3 separate regions of the Mus musculus genome follow, and all the other regions are linked to region 3. The links are chromatin loops, found by intact Hi-C in ENCODE. Cell type or tissue: left cerebral cortex. All regions are shown on one strand. Each heading gives the region's core, and the rest is flanking DNA. Links, peaks and the distances in the headings are about the cores only.

Region 1 (10,656 bases), core at 1-8,000, 130 kb after region 3:
CTCTCTGCAGTCCTCAGTTCTGGCTCTTTTCTTCTCTCCATCTAAATGGGCTCATTTGTCCCCAAGGCTTTAATCTCTCCCTGACCCTGACGTGATCTACCTAGTACACCATCGCCCGTGCAGCCTGTCTCCGAACCCACTTGTCCACTGCTTGCTGCTGCCTAGCTCCACTCAAAGGCCCCTGGGGGCTCTCTCAGCTCAGCGTTTCCACATTGTATCTCTTCCTGGAACTCTCCATCCTGCTAGAGATAGTTCTCACTTGAACCAAACTCCATCAGGCAGTAGTGGATTTACTGGATAGCCCTCATTCCCTTGCTCTTCCACAGCAGGCTGCCTGGAGCAGGCTGTCTTTTTAGCTTGCTAGAACATGAACCTGGTTCACCATGTCACCCTGTCCTGTTCTCCTCTCTATCTCGACCTTCTAGCCCACGCCACCCCACCCTGCTATGCATGCAAGAAGCCAGGATGCCCCAGATATCTGTGCAACTTGTTTCCTACCTGGTCTCAAACTCACTCTGTAGACCAGGCTGTCCTCACAGAGACCCACCTGCCTCTGCCTCCTAAATGCTGGGATTAAAGGCGTGTCCCATTAAGGCAGGCAGGAACTCACTCTTGAATTCTGCTGTACCAAGGCCAGGGAGACAAAGAGCTGAGTCTGGAATCACGTGAGCCACAGCAGATTCCTGTCCTTGGGGCTGTCAAAGACTTGTCAGAAAATGGAACAACAAAAAGCAAAGGTCACCTCCAAATGACCACTGTCAGGAGTCCCCAGAGCCACCCAAGGCAGGAGATGCAAGAGTGGCTAAGGGGGTTACTCTGAACTTGGAGGAACTAACTCAGAGTCTGAACAACACAGGATCACTTCCTCAGAGCTTCATAGGAACTGCTCTGCAGTGAACAAGTTTGACAGCTCCCCATGATACGAGCCATATCTGTGGCCTTTTCTGAGTCCCCAATCTGGGCATTGTAGATCTCTCCACACATAGCCTGGAGGAGGAATGATGCTTCCTGCTGCGAGTACGACGAGGAATCCACAAGCCTCTCCCCGACATCATAACCTACTCCATGTTTATAGCTCAATTCTCACACATAGGAATTCTGCTTGGACATCATTCCCACTAGGAACACAGCATTTCTTCCTGCTGACTGTCTGCGAGTTGAGAACCAGCCCGGGATCTAAAACAAAGTCATCAGCTCCTCCTGCTCTCTCTTCTAAAGTGGAAAATATTACAGAGACTGGTATTGACCTTGATAATGAAGCATGCCATCGAAACCCTTGGGTTACCACGGACAGCAGGCAGAGAAGAGACTCCACTCCTAAAGAAAATATTTATTCTCTCCTATTTAAGTTCGTATTTTCTCCAATGTAGCATTTGCTGGATGCCTATTGTATGCCAGCCACAAACTGGGTATTTCCACGTTATCTTAAATCAACTCTGGTCACAAATGTCCTCAGTTTTTTAAGAAGGAGCTGAAGGCCCCTGAGACTAAGCAATGTTCCTATCTAGATAGCAGCACCCAGACTCAAGTCCAGGGCTCCTGACTAGGCTCTGTGCTTATTCTCCTGCACTATGGGGTCCAGGAATGTTTTTAAGAGTTACGGTGAACTCAATTAAAACGATCCTCTCAGGCAAAAATATTATTTTCAGAATTTTGTAGGGTTTCACAGAAATTATCAAAAACAGTCATCTACTTAATTCCAATCTGGCAAATAAGGATTTGTCAAACATTTATCTCAACGCATCTCTCCTTGGCCATTAAAATCCAAGTTAACGGCACACATCTAATGAAAGTGATCTTTAATTGTACTTTCCCTCACAAGCTGTATCTCAGAAACTCAGAGGCTTTAAGCAAAACATACACACACATTTTCTGAAACCGTCTCATATAGCTCAGACTAGTCTCAAACTCACTATGTAGTTGAGGCTGACCTTGAACTCTTGATCTTCCTGCTTCTACATACAGGCTTGGCTTGTACCACCCTCTCTCTCTCTCTCTCTCTCTCTCTCTCTCTGTTTGTGTCTGTGTGTCTGTGTCTGTGTGTGGCAGGGGGACTTTGCTCTTAGTTTCACTGACCAAAATATTTTGCAGAGTCATAGCTGCTGACTTATCTTGGGGGCCAAATATTTCCATAGATATACTCATATACTCAGAAGATTTCACTAAGGAACTAACAGCGTTTAACATTTTTGTTTTGTTTTGTTTTGTTTCTTTTTTAATGTCTACATGCAAAAAAAAAAAACCCTCCCAAAAGAAGGCTTTGTGAGAGCTCTGGTAATTTTGCTTGCTCAGTTCTGGCAGCTGCAGAACAGCTGACCATCGTAACGCAGTAAGGGCTAACAGATACCTAGGACCAGGGGTTTGGATCCCATTGCTTGTTAACCAGGCCGGCCAGTGTCGTCTGAGCAATGGGAGGTTCGAGTTTTCATTCAGAGCAAAGGTTCTCGGAGTAGCAGGGAGGAGGACCCCAGCAAGTGTCTGCTCGAGCACCCCGATGGTATTCTAAGCAGGAGGTTTCTCATACCAGAGTGGAGAAGAGCAAGGGACTGACTGCCTGTAAGACCTCAGCAGGGCACTTGCAATTTTACATGGCGAATTTATGGGCTCAAAACTAAATTCCAGAATCAAGTTCCTGTGGTTCACCTACACTAAAACCAGGTCCACTCGAGACCACAGGTCATGCCTGCAAAATAAGAGGAAACAAACCCTTTCTTGGCCTGAGGACTTTGCTTATTCAACTGGTCCAAAGGCCAATGAGCAACTAACCGGTAGGCTTCCTTTCTGGAGCAGGCTCTAGTGAACTGGTATGTGAACTGTGGGGCACCCACACTCATGCCAACTGCTGGTGGCAAGCACTTGGTGACCTAGTGGGATCTCTGCAGTGCCCAGGGCTTCAGACACACAGAACTGGGAAGGAGCCACAAGCTTTGCTCACCTCCAAGGCTTTCAAAACAGATTTAAAAATAAATTCTGTCTTCATCATTGGGAAAACAAGCAAGGCTATGTCTTCTGATCCATTCAGTCCCTTGGTAGGAGCTGTTCTTTAAATGTAGTGATAAACCTTTCCCCAAAACGCCCTAAACCACTTGGCACTGGGAAAGTGGACACTAGTGGGTTCTTTTGCACTCCTCTCCTCCCACCAACATCCTCTGTTAATGCGATTCAGGATGTTATTTATTTACTGGAAGCCTGACTTCCCTTTGCATAAGGTTCTGGAGGAACCCATGTGACCCCAAGGATTCCATTAACTTCCAAAGGCATTTTATTTTTGGCGGGGAAGACCTTGGACAGGAGCAGGCAACACCAAGCATTCCCAGACTCAGGAGCAAGGTGCAGTGCCCAGGGAGAAGGGGCTGCCCCATCGTCCCCTTTCCAGCAGAGGCAGCTGTAACTTCCAGATAGAGGGTGGAGCCTGGCTAGGAATCCACTTTCTCTCAAGGTGCACCTGTCCTTACCTGCTGGATGGCCCCACCTGGGGTGTGAAGACCCACAGGGTTCCCACCCTACAGCACATTGCCAAGTTTAGGTTATACAGACAACCTGGCCAGAAAATGAGATTCTAAACACAAGTAACTCAAATCTCTGAGCAATGGCCCGGACATCCACCTAGTCCTGGCTCAGCGGTATGTCAGGCATGGGCCACTTAAATACACCCAAGTGTGAAAACAAATAAAAGCAGCTTATATTATTTTCGATAGAAAAACGTGGTGAGCAGCTTGCCCAGGAGGAAGAAGGGGGTTGGGTTCTCTCAGCGCTGGTTCCCTGTGGCCTCAGTGAACCACAACTGCTGGCTCAGAAATGAGGCATGAATCTGACTGGAGAGGTACCCTCTAAGAAGGTATCTACCCTCTGCTCCAACATTCCCAAGGTCTCCACCATTCCGCGGGCTCAGATGTCTCTTTAAATCTGACAGAGAACAGTAATTCATACAGTCGCGGTTGGGCACGAAGGTGATGGTGGTGGTGGTGATGGTGGTGTGTGCAAGTGGTGGGAACAGTTAAGGATGAAGATCAAATTAAACCCCATTTAACCCCGCTTGTTTTCAAAGGACCCCTGCCCACCTTTCACGCGCCCTCTGATCATTTTGGAGAAAGCAGAGACAGCAGCCCGTGGAGCACCAGTATGGGGGAGGGAGGGGGTTAAGAACATTGTTTCCCCCGGGTGACACCAAAGCGCTCTGGTTGATCTGGAGCTTGGGGGCCCAGTACCGGGGAATGCGGGCAGCGCGTGCCACGCCGAGCCCACCCGGTCCCGCACGCGGCCTGGCCTCGGGCACGCGCCTGGTGCCCCCGCGCGCGACTCACCTAGTACCACGGCGGCCACGGTGGAGAGCAGCAGCCAGTGATTCCGTAGGAAGCGGCGCCAGTCACATCCCGAGCTCGTGGGCTTCCCCATGGTGAGCACTGACGTTTGCGATGAGTCGGGTAGCCTGGCCGATGCGAGATGCGGGATGCAGGGCACAGTGGAGACAACGCGCACCGGCCGCTGTCAGCGCTGCCACTGCCGCTGGGGACCGAGCACGGTGGTTTTGCGTGGCGGGCGCGCCTGGCTCCTCCCGCCGCCGCTCGCTGCAGCGACCGGGCCAACCAGCGAGACGGAGGGCGGAGCGTCCCGGCGGGATGGTGCGCGTGGGGCGATCAAGTCCCCTTGGGCTCCCGGTGGAGGTGTCCCACCGAGGAGCTTCTGACCCACTACGATCCTCACCAGTCTCCTTGGGGACGCACAGCCCTAGCCCAGTGCGAAGGGATTTGATATGGGACGCGTTTCTGCCTTGGGCCTCAGGCTTCAGAGCCACAAGAAGGGACACACTGTCAGAGCAGCTTTGGGGTGACGCACTGTCAGCAGCTTTGGGGTTTTTTTTCCCCACGTGATCTCTGATATTACCTGCGGGACTATTTAATTCTCTGATATTCCCTGCGGGATTATTCTCTGACTCGAGGGTCAGACAGGATCTGCCCGGACCAAGGCTTGGTTGTACACCTTGCGCGTGGGCGTGGTCATCTCTTGCACAACTTAACAAATGCACCCCTAGGGACTCGCCTTGTGGCCATTACTGGGTAATTAAGGCCTGCTGGTGTGGGAAGGTGGGCGGGCCTATTCTATCCCCAAGGCCAAATACCTTACAGGGTGTAGTTGGGAGAATCTGGGTTAGTGTGGTCACACACTTTGCTACCTGAATTTCTTATTCTGGTTTTACTCTTACTTAAGCAGACTCCTTTTTTTTTTTTTTTTTTTTTTTTTTTTTTGGTTTTTTGAGACAGGATTTCTCTGTATAGCCCTGGCTATCCTGGAGCTCACTTTGTAGACCAGCCTGGCCTCGAACTCAGAAATCCGCCTTCCTCTGCCTCCTGAGTGCTGGGATTAAAGGCGTGTGCCACCACGCCAGGTTTTAAACAGACTCTTATCTCCTTAGCATATCACTAACTAAGTGAGCCCTGTGCCCTTTTTGCATTCTGGGGTTTACTCTTTAGTTGGCTGTCAGGGGACTCTCCTTGACCAGATTACTCGACCACTAGAATCCCCCAATTAAAGCCTCATTCTTTTGGTTCAGAGTGATTTTTAAAAACCCTTCAAAAGACAATGGATTAAGCATTATTAACCATGCACACTATACTATGAATGATCTCACCTCCTTTCCAGGTGTTAAATTCTCAAAAGAAAAAAAGAAAAAAATCAGGAGAGAGGAAACTCCCTCGAGATTACTGGTTTCTTGGGGGAAGAGCTGGGAATAAAAATTCCCGAAGAGGGCAAACTATCAAGGAAAAGACTGGAGAGATGGCTCAGCGGGTAAGAGCACTGACTGCTCTTCCAGAGGTCCTGAGTTCAATTCCCAGCAACCACATGGTGACTCACAACCATCTGTAATGAGATCCAATGCCCTCTTCTGGTGTGTCTGAAGACAGCAGCAGAGTACTCATAAGAAAGAAAGAAAGAAAGAAAGAAAGAAAGAAAGAAAGAAAGAAAGAAAGAAAGAAAGAAAGAAAGAAAGAAAGCTTTCTAAAAAAAAGAAAGAAAGAAAGAAAAAGATTCACTCTACAGGACAGAGGAGGAGGAGGGATTGAAGTGAGAAGCCCACCTCCGTGTCTGGTCATTGAACTAATTCCTCCTATATGGGAATGTTGAGGGCGGGGGGAGGCACCCAGAGCTCTAATGAGAAGTTGCTCCAGTCACTGGTTTGCTTGACTCAAAGTTTTTTGGGGTTTTTTTGGGGGTGGGTTTCCTTAAGGGTTCATCCTCTCCACTTGCAGATGACACTTGAGGCCTTAATGAGCTATGCTCAACATCCATTTTATGAGAGCAGGGGAGTAAACTCCTAAATTCACCGTTGCTATGGCTGACGTCTCATACTTCATTGGGATTTCTCAGCCTAAACCAACAAAGAAATGGTGGGGACACGCAATACCCTGCAAAGTTGAAGTCCCCTAATGCATGTGTGTGTGCTCTCTCCCCATCTAATCTATGTATCTTTCCTATCTTCTACCTTTGTATCTCCATGGACACAAATGTTGTCAGATGGAATGGTAGTTGAGAGCCATTTCCCCTGAATGCAACACACCCATGCCTGGAAGATAAAATTCACTTTCCTGCCATTAGAACCTGAAATCAAGGAGAAAGAAGTGCTAGAGCTGTTTTTCCACAATAAATGTGAACACCTTCCTTTTACTCCTAAGTCTTTCAGACTTTATCCAGAGAAACTTTAGGTTGATTTCCATCAGTAAGTTTCTCTCATGCAATGGTTCCCTCCTCCTTCTTCTAAGAAACTGGTGTTCCTTATTGTTACCGTTTCCCTTTTACTGTTGGCTCACGGAGATATCTAGTTAGTGATTAAAGGAAAGAGACTTTGACTTTGTCATACACTGTTAAGCAGCAGGTGACAGCCTGATCTGAAATGAAAAAGACACCCAGAAACCAAAGGCCAACTCTTTCTGGCTAGCCTTTTTGGGGTGATTTGATGGCTGCAGTTCACCCTCCTAAGGCAGAAATGGTTCCATGGTTTCACGCAGCTGTGATAGAGGAGGCCACAGGCACACCAGTGACCATCAGTTTCTCAGGTAGCCTCTGGTGACAGTGGCTGTAAACCCTGAGGACACTTCGGGTGTACCAGATGCTCTTGGACTTGGGCTCTTCTTTATCTTCTGATCTCGAGTTTGGCATTACAAACCAGAGACATTAACTGCCACGGGAACTCTTCAGTGTTCTTACAAAGCTGAATTGGCTGAAATAAGTTTATTATTCTTACACGCCCTTGAAATCTGTGCTTCAACGGGCTTTATTGCTTACTGGGAAAAACTGAAGAACAAATACATTTTATCAAGCATAGACAAACCAGCACATAGGAGAGAAAAACTAAACGTTTGCAGTTGCTTCATACAAGATGTGTGACTTTGAGCAATTTACCTAACCTTCCTTAGCTTCTGCTTCCTTTTCTCAAGACACCATATAAGGTAGTAGCTGTGCATGACATCTGTCTGTCTGTCTGTCTATCTACCTATCATCATATCTATCTACCAGTCTGTCTGTCTATCTATCTATCTATCTATCTATCTATCTATCCATCATCTATCTTCATCATTATCTATCTATCCTTCATCTATCTTCATCATTATCTATCTATCTATCTATCTATCTATCTATCTATCTATCATCTATCTATCTATCTATATCTATCATCTATCTATCTACTCAGTATCATCTAGCTATCATCCATCCAGCTAGCTAGATAATGCCATCTCTACCTATCTACCTATCATATATCTGTCCACCAACATCATCTACCCACTATTATCTATCATCCATCCAGCTAGAAAACACTATGATTTTCTTTCTTGAAGATGAGTATGTAATTTTTGATGTAGTTTATCAGAACTTCTTGACCAGTGTTGAGTTTCTGTCTTCACTAAAGACTGTTGTAGGGAGCTTTTCTGAGCAGAGCTGATGACAGCACTAACCTGTGGGCACACACATAGCTATTTAGTTGTTGACAGACACATCATATCTGTGTTGAAAAACAACAGCAGAGCTTGTGGTAGTGCTTTGGACCTCCCAGCTGTGGCTTCTGTCCAAATTTACAGTAACCAGGATGACTTCCCCTCCCACTGAGCAGTGCCAAATCAGAGAATGGTTGCTGTAAACAAGCCTAGTGGATCTCATCAGATAAGACATGAAAGTAGAAAGAGGAGGGGGATTAGTGTTAATGGAGTGTGAGAGGAACAACAGAGGGTTATGAGAGCTTCTAGCCTCCATACAATCTAATCTAGACCTAGAATGTTTTCAGCCTCTCAGACTTTCTGCTGAAAAAGATCACCCTTTATAGTTCTTTCTGAACTCCGGCTGACTGGTTCAACTCAGTTTCCTGGCTAAACTCATCTCCACACTGACTGATTCAAGTTGTTCTCTTTCAGCTTCTGACAGAATTGCTCTGCTTGTTCTCATACTAACTTTGGCCATATCTTCTGGCTCCTTCTCATTCTCTGGCTCTGTGTTTACCTGTGCCTAGCTTGTTTTCTCTTCAATCTTGTTCTCTGTAAAACTCTTCAGGTAAAACTGCCTCCTCTCCTCTCCAAGCTGTTCTCTCTTAAGTTACCTCATAAGCCTTTCTGCTCTCTGTTTTTGTGAGAATTGGGCATATGCTATTCTGTCAAATCTTTCTCTGATTCATCACTTTGTCTGCCTCTCAACTGGAGAGGTCGGTTGATAGCACAATGTCACCCAGAGAATGGCAATATTGTAGCAGAATATTGCCTTATAGGCACAGGTGTGCATCCTAGCACTACAGGCTGAGATGGGAAGATCTTAAGTTTGAGGACTTGACTAGCAAGACTGTGGCTCTTAAAAATAAGAATATCAAATTATGTGGGACTGGCATGGGAAATATTATTTGGTACACACAGATTTAAGACTGCTTGGTACAGATTCAATACTTCGTTTATTTGCTTGTTTGTTTGTTTGTTTGTTTGTTTTTGAGACAATGTTTTGTGTAGCCCAGGCTGGTCTCCAGCTCACTATGTAGCCTAGGATAATCCTGAACTCCTGATTCTTCCACTCCCACCTCTCAGGTGCTGGGATTACAGGTGTGTGCACCAGGGCTGGTATAAGGCTATGCTTTAAAATGTCAAAAGTAAGTTATAAAACTGGGCAGGGTGTTTGATCAATGAGGACAGAGTCACTGATCACTCATAAGTGACATGTATAGAGCACAACTCTAGTGACACATGAAAGAACTGCGACTGTTCATTGTGATGTTGTTCTCTCCTGCCCTCTTGCCAAGCTTATTCTCTCTCTCTCTCTCTTTTTGGTTTTTTGAGACAGGGTTCCTCTGTATCGCCCTGGCTGTCCTGGAACTCACTTTGTAGACCAGGCTGGCCTTGAACTCAGAAATCCACCTGCCTCTGCCTCCTGAGTGCTGGGATTAAAAGGGGCAGGCATCTACACTCCCTAGGAAGTTTCCACTATTCCTTCCAATTTCAAGTGCACTCATCAACTTTTAGCCAGCCAGCCAGGGTAGCGAAGCTGAGAGCAGTCCAGAGACTTCACTTCCCAGTTTTCCTCTTCTTGATGCCTGCATGCTGGCCTGGGAGTCACCATGGATTGCTAGCTGGACACAGTGATAACTCAGAGTCTGGGGGAATCTGTGTGCACTGCCTCCCTGCAGACCCTTTCAGCCTTGTTCCCTGCACCGGTTGTGGTGAGACTTTGAGTCCTAACCAGACTACATAACAAACCACATCCACACAGACACAGGTCTCAGCCCTGCTACAGGGTAAGCCAGCCAGACTCACGGAGAATGACCAAATGGATGTCAGACTCTTGATAGACCCATACTGACACACTTTTGCTTGTCAATATTTTTTCTCATACTTCATTTTTTGATATAAGCTCTTATGTATCACAAGGTGGCCTCAAACTCACTAAAGATGACCTTGAACTCCTTCTGCCTGCACCTCCCAAGGGCTGGGATTATAGGTGTGTGCTGCCACACCTGGCTTGTTAAGTTTTCAAAGTCTCTCTTATGCTGCAACTGATCTTGGTCTTATCTACGTGGTAAAGAGACTGAGTTTGCTGCCCTACACAGTTCCCCACATTCGGGATTGCCACTGCAAGTGACAGCCTACTTGATTCTCTGTCCTCCGTGTTTTCAATAAGCAGGAAAGTTAGAAGTTTGATATTCAGCAACCTGCAGTTCAACAAATGAACCCTGATGTCAGCTGGCTCACCTGTGATGTATTCCTCCATGGATTTTTCTTATTTGTTTGAGCATCTTTGGTGATGATTGAGACGAGTTCATCTATCTCACCCTGATTCTTTACTCCTTTGTGCATGATGCCAAGGATTTACATATGACTTTTTATTTTATTTATTTATTTTTATTTATTTGAGGCACAGACTCATACAACTGGCTTCCAATGAGGCATCCTAACGCCTCAGTGTCCCGAGTGAGTGCTGGGACTTCAGTCAAGTGCTATCTACCTCACTTGGGTTCTTTCATCCACTCTGGATACATTTTCTGGAATCAACTATTTGGTTAGCCTCAAGTAGATTTCCCGCAGACGTGGTGGGGCAGGTTCCTTTTTCTCAACGATGGACAGGTGTATTCGCAGCTTTGGATAGAGACTGTACCATTGTGAGCACGTGGATTTAGTGTGTTGTAGGCAGATG
Region 2 (8,000 bases), core at 1-8,000, 61 kb after region 3:
CCCTAGGACACAACTCCAATGGAACTCACCACCAATGTCATTTCTCCTACCTCCTTAATCAATGTTCAGGCTTCATTTGACTTGAACTTTTCTTGGCATCAGACATGGGGCATTTTAATCTTTGAAAGCAAACCTCTTGACCCCAGGTTTCCTCGATGGCCCTGTTTTCCTCCCACCTGGTTTCTCCCTCCACCCTTTTCCCCTTCATCTACCTCTAATAGGATTTTATGAGGTTTCTTCCTCAGTTCCCTCTTCTCTACAAACTCTTCCCAAATAATGTCACCCATTCCTTGCATTTACTGCGGACTCACTGTGTAGGCACCAGGACCTTATAAGCATTCTCTTAAATCCAGACACTGGCTCTCTGATTCACTAACTCTGAGGTATGCCCAGTGTAGGTCTTGATCTAGGCCATTTGAGGACTTACTGATCTTCTAGTTTGTGGTCCCTGCTCCCATCCAAGCCTCCCACCATACTGCTAATTATCTTTAAAATGAAAATCTGTTTATCATATGATAATAATCTGGACTCTTGCTGGGTTCTGAGATATTTCTGCTGTTCTGAGCACTTATCCTTTGTCTTTTCTTGCTATTCCCATTCATCTAAGCTTTATCCATACTGTTTTCTCCTCTAGGAATCCTCCTTTCCTCTTCCCAGGTATGTTTGATCCTTCTCTCGTTGGGGCCCCCATGATTCCCCATCAATTTTCTGTGAGAGTCCTATCACAAACCCAGCATTTATTTGGGTATCTAACCCTTGTCCACCAGGAACTCCCGTTTGAGCAAGAACTGGTGCTAGATTCAACCTTGAATCTTTGGTGTGTCAACTGTCTGGCACCTGTTGGCCACAGTGAACTGAACAGAGAGCTGCTTCAGCAATCCATCTCCTGAAGCAGGAATTGCATGCGCCATGAATCTACCCCACCACGTCTTGGGCAAGGGACTTATAGACCAGCAGAACCATTTCTGGGCCCTTCTCGGTTTCTCTCCACGGACCGTGTTTGCTGGAGGCAGTCCAAGCAGTGATGTAGTGAGAGCGCCATTGTACCTCACCTGATGGTGACGATCTGCCCAATGCTTAGGTCCAAGCCATTCAGTTGCGCAATAAACACGGCTGCCACAGCTTCGTAGAGCGCAGTGCCGTCCATGTTGATGGTGGCACCAACAGGCAGCACAAATCTCGTGATCCTCTTGTCTACCTGGTTCTTTTCTTCCGCACAGCGGAATGTAACTGGCAGGGTTGCCGAACTGTGGGATCAAGAGAAAAGACTTTAGGTCTAAGAAGGCCAGGCCTCAGTTTCCACCCCCAAAAGATCCTCATTTCCTAAAAGGTGAAAAAAGGGCCCCAAAGCATGCTGGTAATTAAGAAAATAATTTATTCTAATTTTATTTTATGTGTATGGTATTTATGTTTTGCTGAATATATATCCTTATGCTTGGTGCCCTCAGAGGCCCAAAGAGGGTGTTAGATTTCCAGGAACTGGAGTTACAGGCAATCATGAGCCATTATGTGGGTGCTGGGAATTGAACCTGGGTCCTCCCCAGTCCATATGCTGGTACTTTTGGCCAGACCAAAAAACAGGAGGTGCTGTGCCTACCACTGCCCGCCCCCCCCCCCGCTCCCCCCCCCCCCCCGTCAGAATCTTTCCTGGGTATCAGGCCACATGGAGAGTATAAGAAGTACTTGGAACGGTAGAGAAATACAATACATTCAAGAAGATAGACAGAAAGTTTAGGCACCATCTCTCAAAGGTGCCTATCAAAACTAGAAGCTGCAGTCATCTTCACCAAAAGCTATCAGAGCACTATCTGGCGGCTTCTCCCAAACACTTCTCCTCCTGGTTACCTGGACGAGATCATGAGAGCTGTCAGGAGAGCCTGCGCCATACCCAAGGCAAAGCGGAAAGGGTTCTTCCGCACAACTATGAAATAGAGCAGGGGCAGAACTATGAGGGAGTGGATTGCAAGCCTGCAAACAAGAGGAAGAAAATCTCAATACCACGTCTGCACACCGATCCTGCTTTTTAGTCAGCTTTAAAAATCACGACATCTTTAAACTTTCACAAAGACCCAGTGAGACAGGGGCGTCTGACAGCGAACAGATGTCCCCATTCCACCGATGGGGATGTCAAGGCTTGCTTAGCAGAAGAAACACCTTGTCAGAGTTATTAGCAAATTCTGAAGATAAATTTAGATTCCCAAGCTCGCTGAGCGTCACGTCATCTGCTCTGTCCCTGCAATGCATTCCTGCACTTCGTGCACTGATCATCTCTGCCACCTTCTACAGAAATGTCCCATACCTTCCCTGGCTGAGCCGACTCTCCCTTCAAGGACACATTTGTCCCCAACCATGATACCTCATTATAGCTCTCCTCACAGGCCACCCCACCACGTCCTCTGGACCGAGCTCTGGAATGGCATCTACTACCTAAGAGGGAGGTCAGAGTTGCAACAAGGAGAAACTTGCACTTTAGGACTGTCTCCAACTTCTTCATTATTCCTGTGCTCCCAGAGTGCTTCACTTAGGAATCTACGGATTGCCCTAAAAGAGGCTGGCTACACGAGACTCACTAGCAGATGCGTGTACATTTAAGTGATGAGCTGACTGTTCAGCTAGACAATGCACAGCGAACAGTGAGCTCTACAAAGAGCAATCTTGAGAGTATGAGGAGACAGTCCTCTTAGTGCAAAGAATCATGAGATCTTCACTACGCTGTTTAGTTTTCTGCTAGAAACATAAATAGAACAAGAGACAAGAACTCAACAGAACCCCATTAAAAATGGCTTATTATCCCAGACAGCCACTTCTCCCCCCTCCCACCCCCACCCCTGGTATGGCCTGGCTCAGCAACAGCTCCAGCTCAGGGCTAATAGAAAGTAGAAGTCCCGCCTCTCTCATCTCTGTGGTCTTGCAGTTCAACTCTGTCCCACACACTGCTGGACCAGGCTGCTTCTGCAGAGCTGGAAAGCTGTGTTCTCCGGCACACCAGGTTAACAACTAATGCTGTGTTGTGGGAACGCCTCAATGTGGTGAGGTTCTGAGAGGGAATCTGATGGCTCAAGGTGGCTGATTGGCCCGTGGGAATTAAATCAGCATCTTTTACTCATCCTATTGCCCCATATTTCTCAGCGGATAGAACCACCCTGGCCTTGCCGGGCACGTTTGGAGGGAGGCACCATTCAGAAACTATAGCATCTCTTCTTAAGGAGCAAACAGCTTGGCTGTAAGAACTGTGCAAGAGATTCAACCCTGGCACCTTTCCTGTTTGTTTTATGGCTTCTGAAAGGTCTCAGACACTTACTAAACAGCCCTAACATCTGGACACCCTTCTGACACAAGACAACGGCAGTAGCCACCAGCTCAGCAAGAATCTCAGACCCAAACCCAGCCCTCCTACTCCTACTTGCGGAAGATGGAATTTATCCAGGTTCTTAATTCCTTTCAGCCCTGGGATATGTGGGAGGTATCCTTGCCTGCCTGATTCATTTATATTCTTAAGGAAGTAAGGGATAGGAGATAGCCCCAAGAGCCTACACATGAGCTTTTCCTCTTGTTTTAAACACAAGCAATGAAGTGTGTGGCAAAGTCTGGTCCAAGCTGTTCTGCCAGGAGCTGGCGATTAGCACAGCATGATCCACCTACGGTACAGCTGTTAAAGGACAGCCTTGATGCCCTGCTCTCCTCCATGGGAGAAAAGCTACATCTAACCAGCCGCACCCTGGCCTTTCTCCAGTAACCCCAATGTATCTGCAGGGAGCTCTGTCTCTTCTCTTGAGTCAGACATACCCGCTCAGGACAGTGGCCATGTAAAGGCCCAGCTTGCGGAATATTTCCCAGTCTTCAACTTCTATGATCTTCCCAGCAATTAGGAACAAAATGCCAATCGGCATGTAGCTAGAAAGCAAACACAAGAAAGGCACAATTCAGATGTCACAGGTCTTCTCAGACAGGTTGCTGGGGAGGGAACCAGCTAGTGTGGGCATGCTCAGTGGACATGTGCTCTCCCCTGGGAGAACCACAGGCTATAATCAAGAAGCCAAGGGCTCAGCTTTGAGTCCAGCACCCCTCCCCCCCAAATTAAGGGGGTTCTGGTAAGAATGTGTGCCACAGAAGCACACATGCAGCATCCACACCCCCCCCATTGGATGTTCTATCTCTTCATCTCACATGAGCAGGTCATTCCAGCCATGATCATCTTGCTTCTCAAGTGTCATTGGAAAGGCGACAGGAACCACACTGTGTGTGGCCACAGCAGCTCCATTTGTAAAGCTCTATTTAGCTATGCCCTATGCTGGGGAAGCATTTGACACACATCACTTCACTTAATGCTCTTCCCCTAGCCCTGGGCTTGGTTTTATTATTCTTTTCTCACAGATGACAGAGCTGAGGTTTTAGTGAGATTAAATGACTTCCTTGGCTGTCGCTACTGGATATTTTCCTGTCAATCTCTACTATTTAGATTATAAAATGTTGAGCTAGTTCCACATGAGCTAAGGGGTGGCAGAGGTCTCTCAGGAGACCTGAACTTTCAGGGCATCTCACAGGCGGGACAGACACGCAGTGTCTCTGGATGCTAGAGAGCAGCTTTTTCATCAGATGTGGTCAGACCTAGGCTAGAACAGCTGGTGATATTCTGGATTTCGTTTCTACCTCGGGCCTAAGAAGAAGCACTTCGTGTTCAGGTACTCCAGTACTTTCTGATATCCCTACTGACAGGAAGGCTGGGTAGGTGCAAGATGCTCTCCAGGATTCTGGGCAAGAGACAATGGCTGACAGACTTTTAGGTCTAGATTAATTGCTGAGGAGGTTGTGAAATTGGGTAATGCCCCCAATCTTGATTTTAAATGTCTGCCTTCTCTAGGAAGGACCCACATAGGAGCATAAGCCTCCTCTTCCCAGGTCTGAGAAGGCATTATCTGTGGGAACGATACGGCGTTAGTCAGCACTGCTCACCACATGATGATCTGGACGATTTTCATGGTGGCGTCACTCAAGGCATTGAAGAAGTCCACCAGAATCTGCCCCTTTTCTCCCATTTTCCCAATGACAAGGCCAAAGACGAGGCAGAAGATAATCAAGCCCAGGACATTGATGCCGTCTGAGTACAGGCCCACGATCTTGTATTCCTTTGTCTTGTTCTGTGGATCAAACCCAAGGAAACGTACTGAAGCATGGTGGGAGTCAGAGTTCTGAGAAGTAAAACGACAGCGAGGGAAGTCTGCATGGGAAACACTTTGTCCCCCACCACTGAGGTTTATGGGGCTTTGTCTCCTTAACAAGCTCCTCCATGAACATGTCTTTTGAAAAATCCCAATGCTGCGGTGTCGCACGTTTTTATGAATTTTATAATCGAGGCATTTTTCAGGGTTAACCACTAGCGACATTTGGAAGCTTCTTTTTAAAAAGATAGAAATTAACAATGCAAGAACTACATGGTGTTTACCAGCGTGAACATTCAGAGGACATTATACCATCTGGTCCTTCCCGATAAGGAAGCTGAGGGACAGTCATTGCTGCCTTGGGTCTCATGTGACCAATGGGATTTTAAAGAGATGAAAACTAGCCAGACATCTGATAGTATGAATCATTTCATCACTTCATTCTGATCAAAAAATAGCATGCAATTTACTAAGGGGTAAGCATAATCTCTGTAGGATAGGCCAGGTCTATAAAGAATTATGCTGATGAGTCACTGGGGTACCAGTCACTTCTCATTTATGAAAAAAAATGTTTATGGAACAGCTAGAATGTTCTAACTGCACAGGCTATGGTGTAAGGTCTTAAAATGTAGCTGGAGAGACAGGACCAGCTAGGAGAAACCCGAGCCAATGCTGAGACTATAGGTAATCAACTCATAGCCTCTCTATGCATGAATGTATGTACATACATTCTAGGACATGAATGTCTGTGAAATTAGGGAAAACTAGGTGAGGGGTAGATACCCAGGAGACAAAGCATGCCCGAGAAAGATGCACACCAAAGGCAGAGGTTGTGATGCGCTGGGCCTCTTCCTGTAACCTGCTTCAATGAGTCCTTCCTTATCCTTAGTGGCCCTCACATGCTCCCAAAGCAACATGGCCTCTGTGATGATGACATGCACCACTCCCTGCCTGAGGACAGATATCATATCTGTCTTCTGCTGTTCTACTTCCAGTGTGCAGCAGCAATCCCCACATGGAGGGTGCGCAGAGCACTCTGTGGAACCTTGTCAAAAGACGGGAATAAGAAGCAAGTGAAAGGTGGATCTGGGTAGAGGAGAGCCCCTCACCCTGGGAGGCAAGCTGTAAAACTGAAGAAGCCTCGTAACAGAGAACCCATGGCTATATTTGGGAGAAATTAAGGGTTTGTTTTTTTTTTTTGTTTTTTTTTTTTGTTTTTTTTGCAGTAGGGAGCAGGGAGCCAATGATAGCCTATCTTGAATTTAAGTTTCATTTATGCACTTATTTGTTACTGTTATTATTATTATCATTATCATTATTATTATTGTGTGTGTATTTGTGTGTGTGTTGTGTATATGGGGATGCCCACGAGGCCAGAAGAGGATATCAGATTTCCTGGAGCTACAATACAGATAGTCATGAGCTACCCAGTGTAGGTGCTAGGAACCAAACCCAGATCCTCTTGAAAAGCAGCAAGTGCTTTTAGCCCACAAAGCCATCAGTAGCCCATGGTGGCTTCAAACTCATGATCTTGCCTTAACCTCTCAAGTGCCAGGATTACAAGCTTGTCCCATCAACCCAGCTTTAATTACTAAATTGACTGAATATTCTTTTCCATAAATCAATCATTTAATATCTCCCTCCATTTCTCTCGCCTCCCTTTCTCTCCCCACTTCCCCTCCCCCTCAGACCCAGAACAATTATTTCCTTCTAGACCATTCAGAAGTCTACTGTGGGCCTACTACAAAGTGCCACCTCAGGTCCACAAATGAGATTCTCCAATTTCACAGTGTGAAATAGCCATAGCTCTCAAAGCCTATTGATTTTTTTATGGTCTACTCCTCTGGTGACAAAATCTACGAATGGGGATGACTGGCCGCTGTGTTTCTTACTCAGCAGAACATTCCTGAGTTTGCTGAAGAAACACTGGAGGTGCTTGACTCTGGTGTGATACTGGACCCCATTCAGAGAAGCGGTCTGCTACCAAGAACACATGCTGTGGGCTCTTCTGAAGTCCAAGACGGTCTGGACTCAGAATCACATACAGGCAGAGAGGTTCGGGGTTGTATTCTGTGTTGATAGCCTTGTAATCATCAGGCAGTCCCCAAGGTACCCAAGCATTTGGAGTAGCTCAGGCTCACCGTGTCCACTCTGTGATGCTCTATTCCTGGTACTCTTGTTCCATACAGTTCCCATGAACACCATGTCAGCATGGAGAAGTATACATGCCTTGCCACATTGTTCATATCAAGCAATCAGGGCATGGCATTGCTTAGTGTGTGTTTCTATTTAGAGACATCTGGCTTTCACTGTTGATTCACTAGCATGGAGTTCATAGCTAGCAGGACTACAACATGCCCGAATAAAGCTTTTTAACAGATATATTTTTTTCTGCAAAGTGCATCACAGCATTCTTGTACTTAGAAACATGATAGAGCATTTTGCTAATATGCTTCTGTCCATTTTATATAGTCAAATCAACAGATAGCCCATAAATATATGAAAAACGTACAATATCCTTCACCATCAGGGAAATACAAATTAAAAGTCCACCGAGATTCTATCCAACCTCAGTCATCATGAAAATAAGCGCCAGCAAGGGTCCAGATGTGATCTAGCAGTACCACTCGGAGGTGCACACTCATCCCCACAGCGCAGAGACACCTATACATTCATGTGCATCACAGCACTGTCCACACAGCATAGACATGTATGGCTTAGGTGCCCACTGACAGGTGAATGGCAGATAGAGAAAATGTGGTGTCTGATTTAGCCATCAGGATGAGTGAAATTCTATCATTAGCAGGGAAAAAAGGTTATAGCTGGAACTGACGCATAACG
Region 3 (10,795 bases), core at 1,200-9,199:
AGGTCTTGTAGCAGCTAACTGTAGTGAGGAGTCTGTGCTCCGGGTTTCCAGAGAGCCGAGAACCATCTGTATATATATCTTTGTGTACTAAGAGAGCACTAGGAACTGGGTATAGATGAAATGCTGAGTCCCTCATTACCCCAAGGTTTCCCTTACAGAGAAATAAACTATAGCTACTGAAGGGAATATCGTCAGCAGTATCTTTTGAGGGACAGCTCCCTGTAACTGTTTCAACTACAGAGATCCTCAACGTAAAGTATCAATAATAAGTCACAAGATAATCTTTAAAATTCTATTTTGAGTCAGGGTCTCATGGCGTCCAGGCGGACGCTCAAACTCGTTAGATTATTTGTGGTGGTTTGAATATGCTTGGCCCAGGGAGAAGCACTATTAGGAGAAGGGTCTCATTATCTACTCCCACAGACACATTTCCTCCAACAAGGACACACCTATTCTCAACCTCCACAATATTCCAGGCTCATTTTGAATTTCCGACTCTGTCACTTCTGCCTTCCTAGTGCTAGCAGTACAGACATGGATGAAAGACAGATTTATTCTGTTCTGATGAATAACACTAGGCAAACATTACCAACGGAACCACATGGTACCGCCCTCATTTTAAAAGAATCTTTATGTTTTTACTTATTTCATTTTTTTGAGACATAGACCTTCCAGGGAATTTTTGATTGGCTAAAAAAAACACTCGCATTCTCCTTTTGTTTGCTGTTTTGTTGTTGTTTTTTAAGTAACATATAATGGGAAAATGTCATTTCTCTTGCCAGTGAAGAAATCTTTTTCTGCCCGATCTACAGTGTAACTGCTGTTTTGGCAAATACAATAACTAGCCCCTGGGGGATGGTGCAATCCAATGCTCACTTCAAACTACCAGGAAAGCTAAACAGTGCAGGGAAGAGGAACTGACAGCTGATTTCTTGACCCGAGGTTCCCAACTTAAGTCTCTTTAGAAATGACCTATTTGTAGTTAGCACACTACTCAATGTATTGACAGCGAACATGCTTTCTGGGGCAAAGAAGGAAACAAGACATTTAATAAGCAAGGAGTCCCCTAAGGGACAGACAACTATGATAACTAGAAATGGTCACAGGAATCCCAGTGTCTGGGGCCCCTTTGCCACTAAAAATGATTACACAATGGAGCTATGATCACATTGTACTTTGGGGATGGAAACTGTTAAACATTTGAACACAATAATTGGGGCCACAGTGTGTCCAGGGAGAGACAGAAAAAAAAACTTCCAACATCCGTGGACAGGTTCCCGGACCCTTAGACAGTCACTGGGCCAGGCTACCACCAGGGAGGGTGAGAAGACGTAGGGTTCCCAGCAGAGCATAAATGCGCCTGCGTCTCAGCCTCGCAGGAGTTCCAGAGGAGAAGGTTGAGTGTTTGAGTGTCCATGGCAACCGGACGCTTCAGCCTTCTGAAAGCTCACACTCCAAAGCTTGTGAGACACCCGTCCCGGTGGGAGGGACCTGGGCTGGGAGCACTGATGGGGGAACAAAGGGGAGGGGGTGGGGGTCAGGGAAGCTTCTGGAAAGCGCTTGCCTTGATGTAAACTAAGAAATAATTGGTTCAAGGCTCAGCACAAAGGATCTTTGCGGTGCACAGGGAAGGATGCCTATGGAGGTGGTGGTGGAGCTCCAAATCCGGGCGGTAAGACACCTGCGAGCCTACCTACCGCGTCACCCCAAGTTCTCCTTTGCTTACTGCACACACATTGTTTGGGGGGGCAGATCTGTGCTTCTGTCCCTAAGATACCACATATTTATCTCCCTTGTATCTCTTAGCCTTTAAACTCAGTTCAATCTGTTCCGCCTTTCATTTTTCTTTCCCAAACCGACATGTTCCTTGGCTTCTTTAAAACAATCCTGACTTAGGTTAAAGCAGGATTTTCATTTGTGAAAGAATTTATTTTTTTAAAGTAACCAAGGAATATAACATTTTTAAAGCTCCACGTTTGATATTGTCCCCTCACGTCTAGGGATCGCTTTGGATTGCTCATTTCAACAGGGTAATCAATCTAACAATAAACACTTTGTGATAACCCACCAACTCCTCCTTAAATGAGGGGCAGGGGCACGTGACCATGACCTTGCTGTTCCCATTTAGGAGTCAGCCATTCCTCTGGTTTTGCTCTCCTGTCCTCCAAGGCTGGCATGGAGTGTGGCCTCACAGTTAAACGGGGGCTTAGGCCATAGTTAGAAGTGGATGCTAAGAGGATACAGCATGGAGATCCAGTGAGATGCTGTGTAATCAGTAAACTCTATGGTTTCACTGAGCGCGTAGAAATGAAAGGAAAAACGAGAGGGTCCTGGTTTTGGTTCCATCTTGCTGACAGTTCTCAGTTGGGCTGTATCAATTTCAAGTGTTCAGGATGAGGAAGGAGCCCCCAAGAAGCCAAGTGATCTCTCTTACATCAAAGCAGAAATTAAAGATTTCACCTCATATCATTCAACATTACCAGTTTAATTTATTTTGATTTTTTTTTAAAGGCATCCTTCATCGTACAAGTAATTAACAAAGAAATCAGTTTTTTATTCCAGAGAATTTAGGATTATTCATGAAGTCGGGTAAATTGATCTGATCTATATTTTAAAAGCCAGCAAACTCAGGCCCCAGCAAACAAAATATGGAATTTCAGAAGTGCGACTAGAAAGTAGAAGTGGGCCCTTAATTAGCAGACTTGGGGACACTATAAGAACAAACAGTCACTTTCAAGTGTCTGGCCTGAATGTTATAATGAAAAATGATCTTCAGAAATTTAAACACACCTAGACCTCTTAGAACCTCACAGCTTAGCTGATCTGATGAGGGGAGAGGTAGTCTGTGTTTAGGTTGTTGTGGGAATGTGATAACTGTTTTATTTATCGAAGGACTTGTTCCAATGGGTGTACCAGACTCCCACTCTCGAAGGTCCTACTTCCTCCTACTGAGAACTGGTTTATCATGTCCATCTTCCACAGTCCTGTCCACCCATATCTTTGAACATTAGACCATAGCCCACAGCTCACAGTCCTTTCTATTTATAAATGCCAGAACAAGTGGCCATTGAGATTATCTGATGATGCCACTTTCACCAGTGATTTAAAGACTTTCTTTCCAGACACAGCAGCATTTACAGATGTCATGAGCATACCCCTCTTTGGTCTTTCTAGGTCAGACTGTAATCAGAGTCTACCATATTATTTGGTCATCTTTGGTCTTATGATTGGGGGGGGGGGGGCGCCATGAATGAACAGCTTTCAATGTAAACAGAAATTTAAGAGTTTTACCTAATGCTCACGTAGGGCAATAGGCTCTCCTGAAAAGTTTCAAGTTGTGTCCTGTTACCTAAAATGTGCTGAACACAGCACAGTGGGACCGATAGGGAAAGGATAGCATACAGTTATCCTTGGGGTACACACAGGAACGCTATGCAGGCACACTGAAAAGAACCACATTGCTCTTCTACTTTTTACTTAATAGAGGACCATTTGCTTGATTTAGTAGAGGTGACCGACAGCAGGGCTTCATTTCCTGCCCCTGGCCATGGCCTACTTCCCGGTCTGCCTCCTTCTAAGCTCTTAGTTCCCCTGACTCTCCCCAGCAGCTCAGCTTCTTGCCCCCTGGTATGCTACTTGTCCATGGGACTAGGAAACAAAACAGTAGGCTCATACTTACATTTCTGTGGGAACCTTAGACAAGCCCACCTTTTGAATATGTCTTCTTCCATATCTTGGTTTGTTCTATGAGTGCTAAAAGATAACGTTAAATAGTAGTAGAAGTTAACTATCTAAAGATCGTTTGAGAGGTACTGGGAGCAGAAAGGAAAATACTCTGTGGAACCTCTTAACTACCAAGTCCACAAGGGTGGGAGAGCTTAAAGGAATCAGAAGAAGGAAAAAGCTCCAATTATGGCAACATATTCAGAGAGTTAAATTGGAGAAAAAAAATCTGTTTTGAACTTTAAAATTATTGTTTAAAATTTACTGCAGGTAAAGGGTGGGAATAGCACATGGTTTATCTAGCTAATGGCTCTTAAATTTTAATTTACAAGTAATAACATTGTTTTTTTGGGGGGTGAGGGGAATTACTCATTAACGTTGTCAACTTTAAGTAAATAGCAATCATACAGTCAGCCAGCTTGATTTCTTTACAGTTGTCTTGGTGATAAATAGCTGTCAAATACACAGTAGACTTTGTTTCTCAAGTATGGCCGTGTTCAGTAATAGCCAGCATGCGCTCCGGTCTAGGAACCTGTCAAGACAGTGGGATCCCAGAATTCCCAAAGTTGCCCAGAGGGGCAACTAGATGGCTCTGGCTTAGGTCAGCATCCTCGAGTGTGGAATCCTTCAGACCTCAAGGTGTCAATAATCAATGAGATGGTGTCACTGTTGATTCCACAGTACAAAAAGAACTGGAACATTGTGGGGTGACAGCCAGCAATAATCCACAATGCTGTACTGCATGTAGCCCAGAAAAAAGCCAAAAGCCACATCAGTGACGTTGTGCCGCCCGAGCATGACCCTAGAGAGACCCAAGACGAAGGCCCACAGGACCACCAGCACCCTCAGTGGAATGGCCAGTACCAGGTGGTTTAGGATAAACCGCGACACCAGGGCGGCCCTCGTGGCGTGGCCCGAGGGAAAGGAGTACCTGTCCACCGAGAGGGTGAAAAACATGTCCTTTTGATTGTGCGCGGGTCGGCGCCTGCGGACCAGCCCTTTAATCACAGCTACCAGCAGCAGGTCCAACAGCAGGGCGAAGAGCAGGTTCATCAGCACTTCGCGCCCGGCCCAGCTGTCGCTCCTAAGCAGGCAGTAGAGGGTGCCCAGCAGCCAGGGGATGCCATGCCCTGAGATCTCCAGCAGCTTCATCAGGGGCCGCACGCTGCCCCAGGCCGAGCTCTCCCCAGCACACACCCCCAGCTTCTTGGACAGCCACAGGTCGATGGCCAGCAGGGAGCGCAGGGCGATGCCCAGGAAGGACGGGTTCAAGTTCATGCGGGCGTCCTCCGGCGGCGGGGCCGGGGCTGCTTGTGCGGGGCCCGAGGCGGCCAGCGGGAAGGAGCCGCGCCGGTGCACCGGGCTGTCGGACGCGCGCAGCCGAGCGCAGGCGGGGTCCGCGCCCGCGCGGCAGTTCAGCAGCGATTGGAACTCGAACCTGCCGCCGCCGCTGCCACCGCCGTGGGCCGGGCTGCCCGGGACGCTGCTTCCGCCCGAGGAGCCCAGCGGCCGTCCCTCGATGGTCCTCCGGGGGCTCGGCATCGCGGAGGGAGGCCGGTCCCGGGGACCCGGGCAGACCGGAGACAGGCTTCCCAGCCCGTCAGCCTCTTCCGCTTCCGCACTGCCATCCCGGAGGGCGGGCCGAGGAGCCGAGCCGCAGAGCACGATTGTGACACCTGGCGGAGACGTGGGAGGGAACCGGGAGTACCAGCTTGAGGAGAGGTGGGAAGTGCAGGTGAAGGACGCAGTGATGGCGTCATTTCAGAGCTGTGGGAGGTTAGGATAAACAGCCCCTCTGCACAAAAAAAAAAAAAAAAAACAAAAAACAAAAAAAACCAATCCCTTGATTGCCCTCCTCTTCTTTTTAAGATTTCTTGCCCCGGAGTGTTCCTGCCGGACAAGGAAGCTGTGTACCTTGGAGTCTACCTTCTGAATCAGTACCTGGAGACAGACTGCTTTCCCCCTGTGTTCCCTGTTGTGATTCAACAGAGCATGAGATTTGTAAAGGTGATTTTGACTTCTCAGTGGGTTTTGCTGTCTGAAACCAGTTTAATGGTCATAAAGAATAGTGGTTTTGTACATTTATTCCCCGCCCCCCCCCCCCTTTTTTAACACAGTGTAAAAAGTACAAGCGGCCTTGAGGCAAAAACCATAGTTTGGAAGTCTTGCTTTTTGCAATGCAGGCCTGAGCCAAGTTCTGTCAATTGAGTGCTAAATACCCTGGTGGATGCTTTCTATTCTTGGAACTCCCATGGCATTTTCTAACTGGAGCAGAGAGCGTTTCTGAATGTTCTTGGAGGTGTTAGAGACAGTTGCATTGCATTTATGAAAGGGGCTATTAATAAACTGCAGATCTTAAGAAAAACTTTCTTAAGCTTGGGAAAATAACTTAAAACTATAACCAAATCAGCTGTACCTGGTAATTGAAAGCCTGTAACTAAACAAGAAAGCTGTTCATATTTTCTGAGTTTCCTTAAGTCATGTGCGTGTTATATAACAATAGTAGTAAGGGCTAGATTCCATTCCAATGAGTGCAATTGTGATTTTAAAAATTGTAAAAATCACCGGCCAGGGCTTCCCACTGCAGTATGCTGCTGACTATTCAATACTCTGCAATCACCAACAACACCCTAAGGTTCTGGTTTTAGCTTTGGAGTTGAAATTGGAGTAATCTTTAGTAAACCTAGTGGTTTTGCCCAGGGTCCCCTAAGGTGGACTTTTGGGGTGGAGGGAAGATTGTACATATCGATCCTAAAGTCTGGAAGATGTTTTCCAGAAACCTACCTATTTCTTGTAATCCAAGGATGAGAGAAAAGATGCGTTTTTAAAAACTGCAGCCTGTTCATTGGAAAAACGTCCGTGAAACTGGTTGGGTAAAAGTGATTGGATATTATCTTGGGAAATAGTCAGAACCCAGATGGTCCTACTGGCCATATGTGGGTGATAGACATGGTGTGAAGTAGGTGCTGAAAATGACCCCCACCACTTTCCCCACTCACCAGTTGCTGGCCCTGTACCAGACTTCTAAGATAGAATTGTAAGAGGTGCATAGATATGAAATTATTCTAACAGGGCATGATACATCCATCAATACCTTGGGAACTTAACTTAATCTGACCACCTCTGTTTTTAAAAAAGAGAATGCCTGAGATTCACAATTTAGATGCTTCTCCTGCTGGGTGGGAAAGCCTGAGGTTTCTAGTCAAACATACCATGGAACCATTTTTTTTTCTTTGAGTTGTTTAGGCTCATATTCTAGTTTCTTCTAGTTCCAGGTTTCTTGAGATCTGTTCCATTCTTTAGCTGAAAACTCGTGTGGCACATAGCAAAAGCATTTTCCTTCCCCACATCTCTTTGCATGGCTTAGATTTGAATAATTTAAAAGTACGTGGGTAAACAAATTCCTCATAAAAATTCACAAGCCATTGTATTTGAATAGACTAAGCTAAGTGTTTGCTTCCCAAGATCACCCTTGAGAAAAACCCTTACACGTAACGTAGGTAGATATGTTAGGTTCTTAGAGCTCACATACACAAGTAGCCCACAAGCAGCAAACTTACTTACTGTCTCACAGTCCTGGAGACTGGATGTCAAAGAATGGTGGTGTGGATCTCGCTACATCCTGAGGCATGGTGGGAGCTAGTTCTTTGGTTTATAGCAGTGGTTCTCAACCTGTGGGTTGCGACCCCTTGGGAGAGTTTGACTTTTTCACTAGGGTCACCTAAGACCAGTGGGGGGGGGGGACACAGATTATGCTGTTATGACTCATAACAGCAGCAAAATTACAGTTATGGAGTAGCAATGAAAACAATTGTATGGCTGGGGAGTCACCACTATATGAGGAACTCTTTTAATGGGTCGCAGAATTAGGAAGGCTGAGAAACATGGGTTTTATAGCACCATAACTCCAGTATGTACCATTTAACCATTTATTCTCTCTAGCACATGGAATTCAAAACATTCTGGGCATTAGCCAGAGGAACTCCAGTTCTTTAAGGCAAAGGAAGATATGTGTGAACTGTAAAACAAAAGCAGAGCCTTCACTGATCAGAAATGCCAGGTGTCCTTGCTGGGTTTGGGTCCTATGCTGGCTCTGTCCACTTTAACTGAGTAACTGCATTTGCTCTGGGTTGCACGCCAGAATAGAAAACTCTATGCCTGGTTTGTAATAGTGGCTCCTCCTGAGCATTGTGTAATAGTGGCTCCTCCTGAGCTCTGTGTAATAGTGGCTCCTCCTGAGCTCTGTGTAATAGTGGCTCCTCCTGAGCTCTGTGTAATAGTGGCTCCTCCTGAGCTCTGTGTAATAGTGGCTCCTCTGAGCTCTGTGTAATAGTGGCTCCTCTGAGCTCTGTGTAATAGTGGCTCCTCTGAGCTCTGTGTAATAGTGGCTCCTCCTGAGCTCTGTGTAATAGTGGCTCCTCTGAGCTCTGTGTAATAGTGGCTCCTCCTGAGCTCTGTGTAATAGTGGCTCCTCTGAGCTCTGTGTAATAGTGGCTCCTCTGAGCTCTGTGTAATAGTGGCTCCTCTGAGCTCTGCGTAATAGTGGCTCCTCCTGAGCTCTGTGTAATAGTGGCTCCTCCTGAGCTCTGTGTAATAGTGGCTCCTCCTGAGCATTGTGTAATAGTGGCTCCTCTGAGCTCTGTGTAATAGTGGCTCCTCTGAGCTCTGTGTAATAGTGGCTCCTCTGAGCTCTGTGTAATAGTGGCTCCTCCTGAGCTCTGTGTAATAGTGGCTCCTCTGAGCTCTGTGTGGTTCCTGAATTTTTTTCCTGCTCAAGTGTACTCATGAATTTAGTTTATTTTTAACTTTAAAAACATAAAAATGTATGCTTAAATACTCACTTAAAAAAAGGCATCAATCATGTGTTATGACCTCATTCGAAGTTTAACTAAGCGTATTTATTTATATTGATCCTATTTGGAAATAAGGTCATGTTCTGAGAGACTAGAGTTAGATGCCAACCTGTAAGTTTTGACAGGGCCACACAATCCAACTGGTAACAGTGTGAAATGGAAGGATATAATTATTGAAATAGTTTAGGAAAATAAATGCTACCCGAATTTACTTAGTAAACACAAGTAGACAAAACAGTGCCCAATTTTGCCCTCAAAGGTGACCTGGCTTTAAAACCTCAAGCAGAAATTGAACTATGCTTAACTTTAAACATTCACTACTGAAGAACAGCTGAAAACCCTTTGCTTTCAGAAGGTCCCGTTCTTTTTCAGCGCTGGCTCAGAACCTTTTATTTCAAGAACAAAACCCACAGATCTGACAATATTTAAGGTGATATAGTAATGTTTTTCCTGCATTCGATGATAGAAGTCACTCCCAACACTACTTGTCTTTGGTGATACACATGGGTGAAACCTCTGTCTTCTCGTTTAGCATAACCAATTGCATGCACAGACGAATCATCTAGTTATCACTTGATGAGTACCTACTGTATGCAGAATAGGTTTCTATGCATTCAAGACCCACGTTGATGCAAGATGTGTTTGCTTGAGGAGTAGGTTAAACTGATGGCATTTCTAAGCATGTGATAGATTCAGCTAACTCAAATTTCTTTGCACTTACCATTCCGATCATTTTAATTCATCTTTGCACTTACCATTCTGATCATTTTAATTCATCTGTGCTTCCGCCATTTGTTGTACTTTTACCACATGCTTCTTAAAAGTATTCCTTTTGAATATTAAAATATCACATGGCTTGATTTTTATAGATGCTAATCCCATGAAAGAACATGATGTATGGTTTCTAGAAATACCTTTTAGTAAACCTTTGAACATTTCTTTTCCCTGTTTTTCTCTGTAGGTATTTGAAGAGGCAATAGATCCTGGAGCTGTCGCAGAACTTTTAGAAAGTAGGTACTTAGGAGAAAAAAAAAAAGACTCCTGTGTAATTCACAGGTACAGAACTCTGCTGCTTCTGAAGTGTGACATTTGTGTTTGGTCGATATTTAAGTTTAGAGAAATTCTATGGTGAGATTGAGTTCATGTGGTTTATTTATTGTTCATGTTGCTTGGTTGATTCGTAGAGACATAATCTTGCTATGTAGTTGAGGCTGGCCTTGAACTCTCTCCTCCTGCCTTCCACTGTCAGGATAATGGGATTATAGGCAGATGTCATCACATTAACCTGTAAAAAAAGGTTAATATATAATAATAAAATAATAATAACAATAAATATTTCTTATTTCAAAATTAAAATAAATAAATAAGATGATAACAATTATCATTATGTGCCTATGAATATGGGTGTGACCGGACAATGTGTGCTTGAGACAGAGGACAATGTTGGTGAGTTGGTTCCCTCCTTCTGTTTTGAGATCTTGAGCTAGAACTCGGGTCCTTGGGCCTGTGTGACTTTACCCCTGAGTCATCTCACCACCTCTCTGAGCCACCGTTTTAAATTGTTATAAACATTCTTCGTAGTATAGATGTGAAACCACATGTAGTGGCACAGGATTCTTAGCTCCAGCTTTTAGAAGGCAAGAGGGTCAGGAGCTCAAGATTAACCTTGGTAATCTAGCAAGCTGGAGGCTAGCTTGGGCTACAAGAGACGTTGTCTTTAAAAACAAAACACAACAAAATTCTGTAGTATAGACATGATTTTTCTGGATGGCATTATTCTTCTTGGTTATTATAAACATTAACTGGGTGTTGTTGCAACAATCAAGTAGATCATTTGATTAGAACATTTTCTTTATTTTTAATTAGGCATTTTCTTCATTTACATTTCCAGTGCTATCCCAAAAGTCCCCCATACCCTCCCCCCTACTCCCCTCCCCATCGACTCCCACTTCTTGGCCATGGCATTCCCCTATACTGAGGCATATAAAGTCTGCACGACCAATGGGCCTCTCTTTCCACTGATGGCCAACTAGGCCATCTTCTGATACATATGCTAGAGACATGAGCTCTGGGGGGGTACTGGTTAGTTCATATTGTTGTTCCACCTATAGGGTTGCAGACCCCTTTAGCTCCTTGGGTACTTTCTCTAGCTCCTCCATTGGGGGCCCTGTGATCCATCCAATAGCTGACTGTGAGCATCCACTTCTGTGTTTGCTAGG

Evidence for each region. Hi-C counts contacts between places; a loop is a spot of excess contacts. Peaks named below come from ENCODE experiments on the same cell type or tissue, not always from the same donor. Only the 100,000 strongest peaks of a DNase experiment are listed, where the experiment ranks them.
Region 1: a loop joins it to region 3, with 6 times the contacts of the local background. A loop is called at or near these places in 3 of 42 quality-filtered maps.
Region 2: it touches region 3 in a loop (4-fold over the local background); 4 of 42 quality-filtered maps call a loop at or near these places.

What each region holds. Positions count from the first base shown.
Region 1 is chr19:28,828,981-28,839,636 of GRCm38, reverse strand. Slc1a1 (solute carrier family 1 (neuronal/epithelial high affinity glutamate transporter, system Xag), member 1) reads right to left here and starts at 4,502. Exons shown (of 12, transcript NM_009199.3): 1 at 4,305-4,502. The coding sequence starts at 4,395. The region is part of intron 2 of Gm52404 (a long non-coding RNA gene); the gene reads left to right. In left cerebral cortex, for the core only: a CTCF peak has its summit at 4,520; DNase peaks (open chromatin) are centred at 2,489, 3,960, 4,518, 4,978 and 1 more place; H3K4me3 peaks cover 2,892 bases; H3K27ac peaks cover 2,569 bases.
Region 2 is chr19:28,898,580-28,906,579 of GRCm38, reverse strand. It overlaps Slc1a1 (solute carrier family 1 (neuronal/epithelial high affinity glutamate transporter, system Xag), member 1), which reads right to left. Exons shown (of 12, transcript NM_009199.3): 7 at 4,954-5,138; 8 at 3,787-3,894; 9 at 1,846-1,968; 10 at 1,053-1,247. Among named protein-coding and RNA genes, the nearest start is that of Gm52404, 56 kb to the right of the region's middle. In left cerebral cortex, for the core only: no CTCF peak of the experiment used is centred there; DNase peaks (open chromatin) are centred at 2,091, 3,586 and 5,588; H3K27ac peaks cover 3,513 bases.
Region 3 is chr19:28,958,471-28,969,265 of GRCm38, reverse strand. 4430402I18Rik (RIKEN cDNA 4430402I18 gene) reads left to right here and starts at 1,434. Exons shown (of 14, transcript NM_001374140.1): 1 at 1,434-1,463; 2 at 1,597-1,672; 3 at 5,593-5,730; 4 at 9,538-9,586. The coding sequence starts at 1,634. Plpp6 (phospholipid phosphatase 6) reads right to left here and starts at 5,346. Exons shown (of 1, transcript NM_028922.3): 1 at 2,465-5,346. The coding sequence starts at 5,265. The coding sequence ends at 4,387. In left cerebral cortex, for the core only: CTCF peaks have their summits at 1,292, 4,866 (motif pointing right) and 5,404; DNase peaks (open chromatin) are centred at 5,374, 5,957, 6,271, 6,681 and 3 more places; H3K4me3 peaks cover 3,152 bases; H3K27ac peaks cover 2,661 bases.